2 separate regions of the Homo sapiens genome follow, and region 1 is linked to region 2. A link is an interaction called in ENCODE POLR2A ChIA-PET data of the cell type or tissue named here. Cell type or tissue: PC-9. All regions are shown on one strand. Each heading gives the region's core, and the rest is flanking DNA. Links, peaks and the distances in the headings are about the cores only.

The links. Peaks named below come from ENCODE experiments on the same cell type or tissue, not always from the same donor. Only the 100,000 strongest peaks of a DNase experiment are listed, where the experiment ranks them.
Region 1: POLR2A ChIA-PET joins it to region 2 with 14 read pairs; 7 of 35 experiments call an interaction of 5 or more read pairs at or near these places.

The regions. Positions count from the first base shown.
Region 1 is chr1:168,211,187-168,218,114 of GRCh38, reverse strand. It overlaps the pseudogene LOC107985453. Among named protein-coding and RNA genes, the nearest start is that of SFT2D2, 11 kb to the left of the region's middle. In PC-9, for the core only: no CTCF peak of the experiment used is centred there; no DNase peak of the experiment used is centred there.
Region 2 is chr1:168,300,721-168,304,541 of GRCh38, reverse strand. The region is part of intron 5 of TBX19 (T-box transcription factor 19); the gene reads right to left. Among named protein-coding and RNA genes, the nearest start is that of TBX19, 22 kb to the right of the region's middle. In PC-9, for the core only: no CTCF peak of the experiment used is centred there; a DNase peak (open chromatin) is centred at 2,661; H3K27ac peaks cover 1,801 bases.

The sequences.
Region 1 (6,928 bases), core at 1,943-4,442, 87 kb after region 2:
GGAAGGGGGTCCTCCCTGGCACCCTTCAACCATTTACATTTTATGAAACAATGCATGTAAGGGAAAAGGCTTAATTTGTTATTAAACAAAAGCTTATAGCTTATAGCTGCCTAGTCTACAGCCTGTCAATGACTCAGGCCCTGAAATTCTCATTCCTTTAAGGCTCAGAATAATTTAGCATTCCAATAGCTTAGACTTTGAATTACTTATTTCCACAAGAGGACACCTGTAGGCAGGATTTCCACAAGCACTACCTGACCCTTTATTTATAACGCAACTCAAGAAGGCCCTGGCCTGGCACAGTGGCTCGTGCCTGTAATCCCAGCACTTTAGGAGGCTGGGGCGGGCAGATTGCTTGAGCCCAGGTGTTCCAGACCAGCCTGGGAAATACAGGGAGACACTGTCTCTACAAAAATAAAAATAGAAATAAGCCAGGCATGGTGGCACGGGCCTGCAATCTCAGCTACGTGGGAGGCTGAGGCAGGAGGATCACTTGAACCCAGGAGGTAGGGGTTGCAGTGAGCTGAGATCATGCCACTGCACTACAGTCTGGGCAACAGAGTGAGACCTTGTCTCCAAAAAAAAAAAAAAAAGGCTGGGCATGGCAGCTCACGCCTATAATTCCAGCACTTTAGGAGGCTGAGGTGGGCAAACTGCCTAAGGTCAAGAGTCTGAGACCAGCCTGGCCAACATAGTGAAACCCTGTCTCTACCAAAAATACAAAAATTAGCCAGGCATGGTGGCGCATGCCTGTAATCCCAGCTACTCAGGAGGCTGAGGCAGGAGAATCTCTTGAACCCAGGAGATGGAGGTTGCATTGAGCCGAGATCACACTAATGCACTCCAGCCTGAGACTCCATCTCAAAAAAAAAAAAAAAAAAAGGAAGGCCCTAAGACAACAGGCTTCATGCCTCACATTTATAAAGAATATCAAGTCCTCCAGACAGCTAAGTTTGCTAAGTTTGTGATGATACGAAAAATTAGGGAAAGATTTTCCTATTTTGTGAATCACTGAGGGAAGCTATGTGGTTAAGTACATAAGGAAAAAAACTAGACTATTTCTAGTTTCTGGAAGCGGCATTATCTGTAACCTTGTTTTGATCGTCTTAATAACAATCCTTTAAATGTTAATGTGAGAAATGACTAATAAACAATTATTAAAAATGAGGCTTTAATTTGCCTTATTTGCATAACACTGATTGCTCCATTGGTTATCCCCTCTCCTGAATCACCAATCTGATTATTAGGCTATTCCCATAGACATGACTGTCCCCACAAATCCCTAGCTACCAGCCTGTTTCTTTTAAAGCAATTTTGTTGAGAGATCTATCTTCATATTTCATTTTCAAAGTCCAGTCTGGCTTCTGCTGTCATCACTCCCCCAAAACTGTATAAAATTAGCAATATCAGGCTAGGAGTGGTGGCTCACGCCTGTAATCCCAGCACTTTGGGAAGCTGAGGCGGACAGATCATTTAAGCCCAGGAGTTCAAAACCAGCCTAGACAACATGGCGAAAACCCGTTGCTGCAAAAAATACAAAAAAATTAACTGGACATGGGGGTGTGCGCCTGTAGTCCCAGCTACCAAGGAGGCTGAGGTGGGAGGATCACTTGAGCCCGGGGAGGTTGAGGCTGCAGTGAGCTGTGATCATGCCACTACACTCCAGCCTGGGCAATAGAGCAAGGCCACGCCTTAACAAAAAGAAAAAAAAATCAGCAATATCTCTGTGCTGCCAATAAAAACTCCTGTCATCTTACTATTAATAGTTCCCTTAACAGCATTCAATTCAGATGCCAACTCCTTCCTAGAAACATTCTTCTCTTCCCTTGGCTTCTATGTTACTGTACTCTCCTGGTTTCTACATTGGCTATTCCTTCTTGTCTCTTGATCTCCAAGTGTTGTTCAGGGATCAGGAATCCCTCCAAGGCCTTCGTTATTTCTTTTTCTTTTTTTTTTTTTTTATTTTTTATTTTTATTTTATTTTATTTTATTTTTTTTGAGACGGAGTCTCGCTCTGTCACCCACGCCTGGAGTGCAGTGGCGCGATCTCGGCTCACTGCAAGCTCCACCTCCCGGGTTCACGCCATTCTCTTGCCTCAGCCTCATGAGTTGCTGGGACTACAGGCGCCCACCACCACAGCGGGCTAATTTTTTGTATTTTTTAGTAGAGACAGGGTTTCACCGTGTTAGCCAGGATGGTTTCAATCTCCTGACCTCGAGATCCGCCCGCCTCGGCCTCCCAAAGTGCTGGGATTACAGGCATGAGCCACTGTGCCCAGCCTGCTTCTTTTTCTTTTTAGTTTTTTTCAAGTTTCAGATACTAATTAATCAATATAATCTCCAATCCAATATATCAACATGATTTCATGCATTTAGAGGAGAAATATTTCCTGATTAAGTGGAAAATTGTGCAGATGGCTTCTGGAAGACCTTCATTCTAAAGCAGCTTTATAGGGAAACATTTAGAAATCTGGACCTTCTTTCCTCAGTATGCTGTAATCCACATTCACTGGGTAGAACTCGTATGGATCATTGGGACCCAGTTTGTTTCAGGGTTCTGGGTTATGCTTTCCGTCTCAACTAACATCTGGATTGAACAATGCCAGACACAAGACACACAGTGCTGCTCCAGTACCTTCAGCTCCAATAAACACAAAGAGGGGATCAAGCTCAGATGCTTCTTAGTCTGACCGAGGATCTGGTGGAGCATGTTTGTAGCATTTGAAAGGAAAGAAACTCTTCATTTCTTTGTCAACATTCTTTAAGTGATTTCATTCATTTATATGACTTTAAAAGTTACCTATATTGGTGATAATCCTCAATTTCTTTCTTTAGTTCAGGTATCTCTTGAGCTACAGATTCAGTTACCCATCGAACTACACATTAGGCCGGGTGTGGTGGCTCACGCCTGTAATCTCTGCACTTGGGAGGCCAAGGCGGGCAGATCATGTGAAGCCAGAAGTTGAAGACCAGCCTGGCCAACATGGTGAAACCCTGCCTCTACTGAAAATACAAAAATTAGCTGGGCATGATGGTGTGTACCTGTAGTCCCAGCTACTCAGGAGGCTGAGGCAGGAGAATGGCTTGAACCCAGGAGGCAGAGGTTGCAGTGAGCCAAGATTGTGCCACTTCACTCCAGCCTGGGCAACAGAGTGAGACTCTGTCTCAAAAAAAAAAAAAAAAGAAAAAGAAAAAAAGAAAAAAAAAAGAAACTACACATTAAACATTTTCATTTGGATGTCTCAGGCATTCCAAACTTAACATGGTCAAGAGGAGTTTTAATTCCTCCAAACTTGTCCCTCCTTTCTGTCTTCAACACATTACGTAGCACCAATAGCCTCCTAATTGGTCAAGACCAAAACTTAAACATCCTCCTTCATTCTTCCATTTCCTTCACTCCTAATGTTGAATTCATAAGGAAATCCAATAAATTCAATCTTCAAAATATTCTTTGAGTCACTCTTCCTCATATCCACTACCACAGCTCTAGATCACACAGCATCATCACTCCCATTGCCTACTGAAACAGCCTCCTAAGTTGACTGCTACTCCTCTAAATACCTTCAATCCATTCCCCATCTAGCGGCTAACATGAATTGAAAATGTCAGATCTCTTGCCCCCTATGCTTAACTTTTCATTATTTCTTATTGCATCAAAATAAAATCTATCCTTCTTAAATGTGGACTACAAAATGCTGCATAATCTAACCCTAGCCAGTCTCTTCAGTCTCATCTTGTGCTCAAGCAATACACCTCTCTCCGCTTCCATAAATATGCCAATCTTTTCATTGACTGTTCTCCATTGTTTCCTCTCTTACAAACTCTTCCCACCCCAAATATATCCCATGACTAAGTTATTTTTATGTTCAGGATTCAGCTTAAATAGCATGCCCTCAGTATAGTGCCCAGACTACCTCTTATTATTTATTATTATTATTATTTCAGGATGGGAACTCACTCTGTTGCCCAGGCTCGAGTGCAGTGGCATGATCACTGCTCACTGAAGCCTCAACCTCTAGGACTCAAACAATCTCCCACCTCAGCCTCCCAAGTATCTGGGACAACAGACATGTGCCACCATTCCTGGCTACTGTTTTTTATCTTTTGTAGAGATGAGGTCTCCCTATGTTTCCTAGGCTGGTCTCAAACTCCTGGGCTCAAGCGATCCTCCCACCTCAGCCTCCCAAAGTGCTGGGATTATGGGCATGAGGCATGGTGCCCAGCCTTCTTCTTCTTCTTTCAATTGTTCTTCAAATTCTTTTTTGTTCTTAAATTCATGTTTATTAAAGTATAGTTACATATAAAGAAATTTGCCTTTTTTAGGTATACAATTCAATGAGTTCTGACAAACCTATATGGTCAAGTAAGTACCACCACAATAAAAATTTAGCATAGTCCATCACACCTAAAATTTCCCTCAGGTCCTTTCATATTCAATACTTCCCCCCTCTTGAAACAATTGATCTGATTTCTGCCAATGATTTTGCCTTTCCAGAATGTCATTGCGATGATGAATTTTATGTGTGAACTTGACTAGGCCACAGGGTGCCCAGATATTTGGTCAAACACTATTCTGGGTATATCTGTGAGGGGGTTTCTGAATGAGATTAACATTTGCATTGGTAAACTGAGTAAAGACTACAAATTAGACTACCCTCCCTGATGTGGGTGGGTCTTGTCCAATCCACTGAATGCCTGAATAGATCAGAAAGGCCAAGTAAAGGGAACATCTCCCGCCTGACTGCCTTGAGCAAGGACATCAATCTTTTGCTTCCTTTGAACTTGAACTGAAACAATGGCTCTTCTTGGGTCTCAAGCCTGCTAGCTTTTGAACTGGAACTGACACCATTGGCTCTCCTGATTCTCAGGCCTTCAGACTTGCACTGGAACTGTACCACAGGTTCTCCCAGATCTCCACTTTGCCGACTGCATGTCTGGGAACTTCTCAGCATCCATAATCACATGATCTAACTCTTTACAATAAATCTATTTAGATAGATGGATGGGTGACTGGATAGATAGGTAGAAAGGTAGGTAAGTAGTTATATAGGCAGGCAGGCAGACAGAGACAGAGATTAGATAGATAGATAGATAGATAGATAGATAGATAGATAGATAGAATAGATTGGATAGATTGGATAGAATAGATGATAGAATAGATTATAGATTAGATAAATAGAATAGATTATAGAATAGATAGAATAGATGGTAGATAGATAGATAGATAGATTGCTCTTTCTTTCTTTACGTAGCTCCAAGTTTCTGACCTATATCATTTTTCTTTTCTCTGAGAAACTTTTAACATTTATTGTAAGGCAGATCTACTGGCAACAAACTTCTTCAGTTTTTGTTTGTCTGAGAAAGTCTGTACTTCTCCTTCACCTCTGAAGAATCATTTCACAGGACACAGAATTCTAGGTTGGTAATCTTTTTCTCTCAACACTAAATTTCACTGACCTCCTTGCTTGCATGTTACTGAGGAGAAGTTGGGTATAATTTTTATCTTTTTTCCCCTGTAGGTAAGGTGTCTTTTTCCTCTGACTTTTTAAAGACTTTTAAAATATAGGACTTTTAAAATATGGTATTCCTAGGTGTCATGTTTTTTTGTGGTGATGATTGTGGTTATTGTTGTCTTGACATTTATCCTGTGTGGTGTTCTCTGAGCTTCCTGAATCTGTGATTTGATATCTGACATTAATTTGCAAAAATTCTCAGTCATTATTGCTTCAAGTATTTCTTCTGTTGTTTTATTTATTTCTTCTCCTTCTGGTATTTTCTTTTTTACTTTTCTTTTTTGAGATGAAATCTCGCTCTGTCGCCCAGACTGGAGTGCAGTGGCATAATCTCGGCTCACTGCAACCTCTGCCTACAGATGTGAGCCACCGCGCCTGGCCTCCTTCTGGTATTTTCTTTTCTATTTTTATTTTTATTATGATATGGAGTCTCACTGTGTTGCCCAGGCTGGAGTGCAGTGGCACGGTCTTGGCTCACTGCAACCTCCGCCTCCCAGGCTCAAGCGATTCTCCTGCCTCAGCCTCCCGAGTAGCTGAGATTACAGGCACCCGCCACCACACCTGGCTAATTTTTGTATTTTTATTAAAGACAGGGTTTCACCATGTTGGCCAGGCTGGTCTCGAACTCCTGACATCAGGTGATCCACCCACCTCAGCCTCCCAAAGTGCTGGGATTACAGGTGTGAGCCACTGTGCCTAGCCCTTGTGATATTTTCATTCCACTTATGTAATACTTATTCTAGTTGTCCCATCATTCTTGGATTTTCTGTTGGGATTTTTTTTTTTCAATCTTTTTTTTCTTTTTGCTCTTCCATTTTGGAAGTTTCTATTGAGATACACTCAAGTTCAGAGATTGTTTTCTCAGCCATGTCCAATCTATTAATAGACCCATCAAAAGCATTCTTCATTTCTGCTGCAGTGTTTTTATTTCTGGCATTATGTTTATGCTTAGAATTTCCATCTCTCTGTTCACCCATTGCCCATCTGTTCTTGCAGGCTGTCTACTTTATTCACTAGAGTCTTTAGCATATGAATCAGTTGTTTTAAGTACATGGTCTGACCATTTCAACATCCCTGTCATATATGAATCTGGTTCTGAGGATTGCTCTGTCTCTTAAAACTGTGGAGTTTTTGTTCTGTTTTGCCTTTTAGTCTGCCTTGTAGTTTTTTTTCTTGATACCTGAACGTGATGTACGTAAAAGGGGCTATAGTAAAAAGGCCTTTAGTAATGTGTGGGAAGATGTGTGGGAAGGAAAGGTATTTTATAGTCCTATGATTAGGTCTCAGTCTTTTTTTAAAGTCTTTTCATTTTTATTGCTCAAAAAAGTTTCTTTCTTTCCTTTTTTTTTTTGAGAAGGAGTCTCGCTCTGTCGTCCAGGCTGGAATGCAGGGCTCATTGCAACCTCTACCTCCCG
Region 2 (3,821 bases), core at 1,154-3,653:
CCAGCCATTATTCCAGACTTTACAATATACGCAACTTTCCCAATTACTCCTGCAGATAACATCACTATTGTAGAACCTAAGATAGGCCTTTAGAGATATCTTTTCAGGTTTTTGGCATATCTGACACCAGTGGCTCCACCTGGACCCACCAACCCCACCTGTGGCCCCACCCAGAAGTGACTCAGCACCAGAGGACAGCTTCAATTCCCTGTGATTTCATCTCTGATCCAACCAATCAGCAGCAAGCACCTATTGTCTAGCTACCCCCACTTCTTCCCTGAAATTGCCTCTGAAAAAGGTAACCTAACCTACAAGTTTTTGAAGAGATTGATTTGAGTAAGAGCTCTGTCCCCAAAATGGCATGGCCAGATTCATGTCTATTAAACTCTTTCTTTATTGCAACGCTGTGGTCTTTGTGTCAGAGGTGTTTGAACCAGAGTGACTCCATCTTGAATAGGGGCCGGGTAAAGTGAGGCTGAGACCTACTGGGCTGCATTCCCAGGTGGTTAGGAATTCTTAGTCACAGGATAAGATAGGAGGTGAGCACAACATACAACAAAGGCCTTGCTGATAAAACAGGATGCAGTAAATAAGCCGGCCAAAACCCACCAAAACCAAGATGGCAATGAAAATGACCTCTGGTTATCCTCACTGCTAGTTATATGCGAATCATAATGCATTAGAATGCTAAAAGACACTTCAACAAGCACCATGATAGTTTACAAATGCCATGGCAATGTCAGGAAGTTACCCTATGCGGTCTAAAAAGGGGAGAAATCAACCCTCAGCTGTGGGAATTGCCCGCCCCTTTCCTGAAAAACTTATGAATAATCCACCCCCTGTATAGCATATAATCAAGAAATAACTATAAGTATACTCAGTTGAGCAGCCCATGCCTCTGTTCTGCCTATGAAGTAGCCATTCTTTTATTCCTTTACTTTCTAAATAAACTTGCTTTCACTTTACTCTGTGGACTTGCCCTGAATTCTTTCTTGCATGAGGTCCAAGAACCCTTTGTTGGGGTCTGGATCAGGACCCCTTCTCAGTAACATCTTTTTGTGCAACCAGCAGGAAGAACCTATCAGGTGGTTACAGTCCTATCAAAGGACTCTATCAAAGGGTGGAAAACCTCTAAAGCAACACTGGAATATAGCAATATGAAATACGATGAGTTCATGTCCTTTGTAGGGACATGGATGAAGGTGGAAACCATCATTCTCAGCAAACTATCGCAAGGACAAAAAACCAAACACCGCATGTTCTCACTCATAGGTGGGAATTGAACAATGAGAGCACATGGACACAGGAAGGGGAACATCACACACCAGGACCTGTCGTGGGGTAGTGGGAGTGGGGAGGGATAGCATTAGGAGATATATCTAATGTAAATGACGAGTTAATGGGTACAGCACACCAACATGGCACATGTATACATATGTAACAAACCTGCACGTTGTGAACATGTACCCTAGAACTTAAAGTATAACAAAAATAAATAAATAAATAAATAAAAAGAAATACTATCTGAATGCAGAAGTTAATAGAAATGCAAAGTTAAGGTGCTTCAGGCTTAATTAAAATAAAAGGCAGTCTAGGAGGCATTACACGTATATGTAACTCATGGACCTTCAGCTACCAGGGAAGGTAGGGAATGATTAATGTGGTTACGCAGGAAGAGTGAAAGCCTCTCTATTTCTGCCGAGTGTGAAGGTGCCTTCAGTTCTCACTCTAAGCAAGAGATATCATGATGCCTTCCAACCCCACCCCACAAAGAGAATTCTGACAGCACAGAAAGGGAGAGCTGGCCTAGCACAACTTGACAGCAAGCATTTTGGGGTTTTTTTTTGGTTTTGGGGTTTTTTTCCTTTTTTCTTCTTTTTCATTCCACTTATTTACTGGCAGGCAGCAAGCATTTTGCAGAATATTTTGGACGACTGCAAAATGTTTTGTAGAAAGATTCTGAACAGAAGACTATTTCGAGTGAGTTTATGGGCAAAGACTGAGACTTAGTACTGCAGGCCCCAAAACAAGAAGCTTGTTCTCCCGCTGACCATGCCTCAGCTAAGGGATCAGTGGATGGGGATTCAGATAGAAACAGAGCTGTTCCTTAAGAACATTGGCTAAGGATTGTCACCTGGGCTTCGGCAATGAGGAAATGGAGCTTGATATTAGAACCCACCGCCTTCGCTTAATACTTTTTAAGTACAAGTAAGCAAATTGTACAAAGTTCATATTACAATCATTCCCAACAAATCCTTTTGTCATCTTCATTTTCCCAGAGTTGCACAAACTTATGGCCCAAGGGGTCCCCATCTGACTAACAGAATCAAGATTCATGCACCCAGCGGGCAAAACCAGGCAAGTGGCCCCTCAGAACCAGACTTTGCCACATATAATGTACACACCTCAAGAAGTTTGCTGAGAAGATTGCAACACATGAACTTTGAACTCCTATGGTTCTGCACATGGCCCTAACCTAGAAAACGAGGTTTTTATTCCAGTTCATTCCACCTAAAGGAAAAAACTGAGGGGGAAGTGATAAAAGAAAAACAGCTCAGAACAGTCTGAGTTATGTGAGGCATGCAAAATTTATCAGACCCAGAGGGATGTGAGTGTGAGGAGCAGCTTCAGTCAAGGGCACCCCCTGCACCCATGCCTGGGGGCAATTCTTTAAAGGCATTTTTGTTCCTGACTAGCTGCCTCACCCATTATCTTCACGTTCCTGGAATGTGTGATACAAAGAACAATATATAACCAATCAGCAGCTCATGTTACAGTAGACAGTTTATGAATCACCTCTTATTTTTCCCTTTAAAAATCCACTTGTAACTGCTGCTAACCCAAGTATATATTCAGGGGAACTTGAATCTGTGCTCCCAAGCTGTAGTCCTCAAACTTGACCCAAATAAACTTTTTACTTATATTAATGTTGCCTCAGTTTTTTCATTTAGGTTGACAGTCATTTTTAAAGAGTGCTTTTCGGCCGGGGGCAATGGCTCATGCCTGTAATCCCGGCACTTTGGGAGGTCGAGGCAGGCGGATCACAAGGTCAGGAGTTCAAGACCAGCCTGGCCTATATGGTGAAACCCCATCTCTACCAAAAATACAAAAATTAGCCGGGCATGGTGGCACATGCCTGTGGGCCCAGCTGCTCGAGAGGCTGAGGGAGAGGAGTCACTTGAACCCGGGAGGCGGAGGTTGCAGTGAGCCAAGACTGGGCCATTGCACTCCAGCCTGGGCAACAGAGCGAGACTCCATCTCAAAAAAAAAAGAGTGCTTTTCTGAGAGCTGCTTCTCTTTATGCGGCTATACTCCCAGGTCTGTTATGGAAGGTGCAGTAAGATTGAAGGGAAGGAAGAAGTAAAGAACTCTGCAGCTGGCAAACTGCATAAGGGATCTTTGCAAGCCAATATAATCCAAATTAAAGAGGGTTTCAGACATCAGGGTTAACTTTCCTACTCTGATGTCACTGATCGTGGGTTGCATTGCAGCTGCAGAGGATTCCCTCCACCATCCTGGGACATGGACAAGGTAACACCCTGATGGGAACATCCAACACTACCTTCAGAATCCCAGCTATATTACTCCACCTCTTCCTACAGCCTTCCAGCCCACAAATAAAGACTCTTCCCCATGGAGGCTACAGCCTGCATGACACATTGCTATGGGAACCAACTCCAAAATTAGCAAACACTAAGAACAGGAGAACTCCAAAACAGAGAGACCAGAGTGGCAAGCATAACGTTAGGAGGCAAGCCGAGAACACACTGTTGAGGGCTCAGAGCCTTACTGACAAGAAAACCAGAGTCTAAGAAATTCAT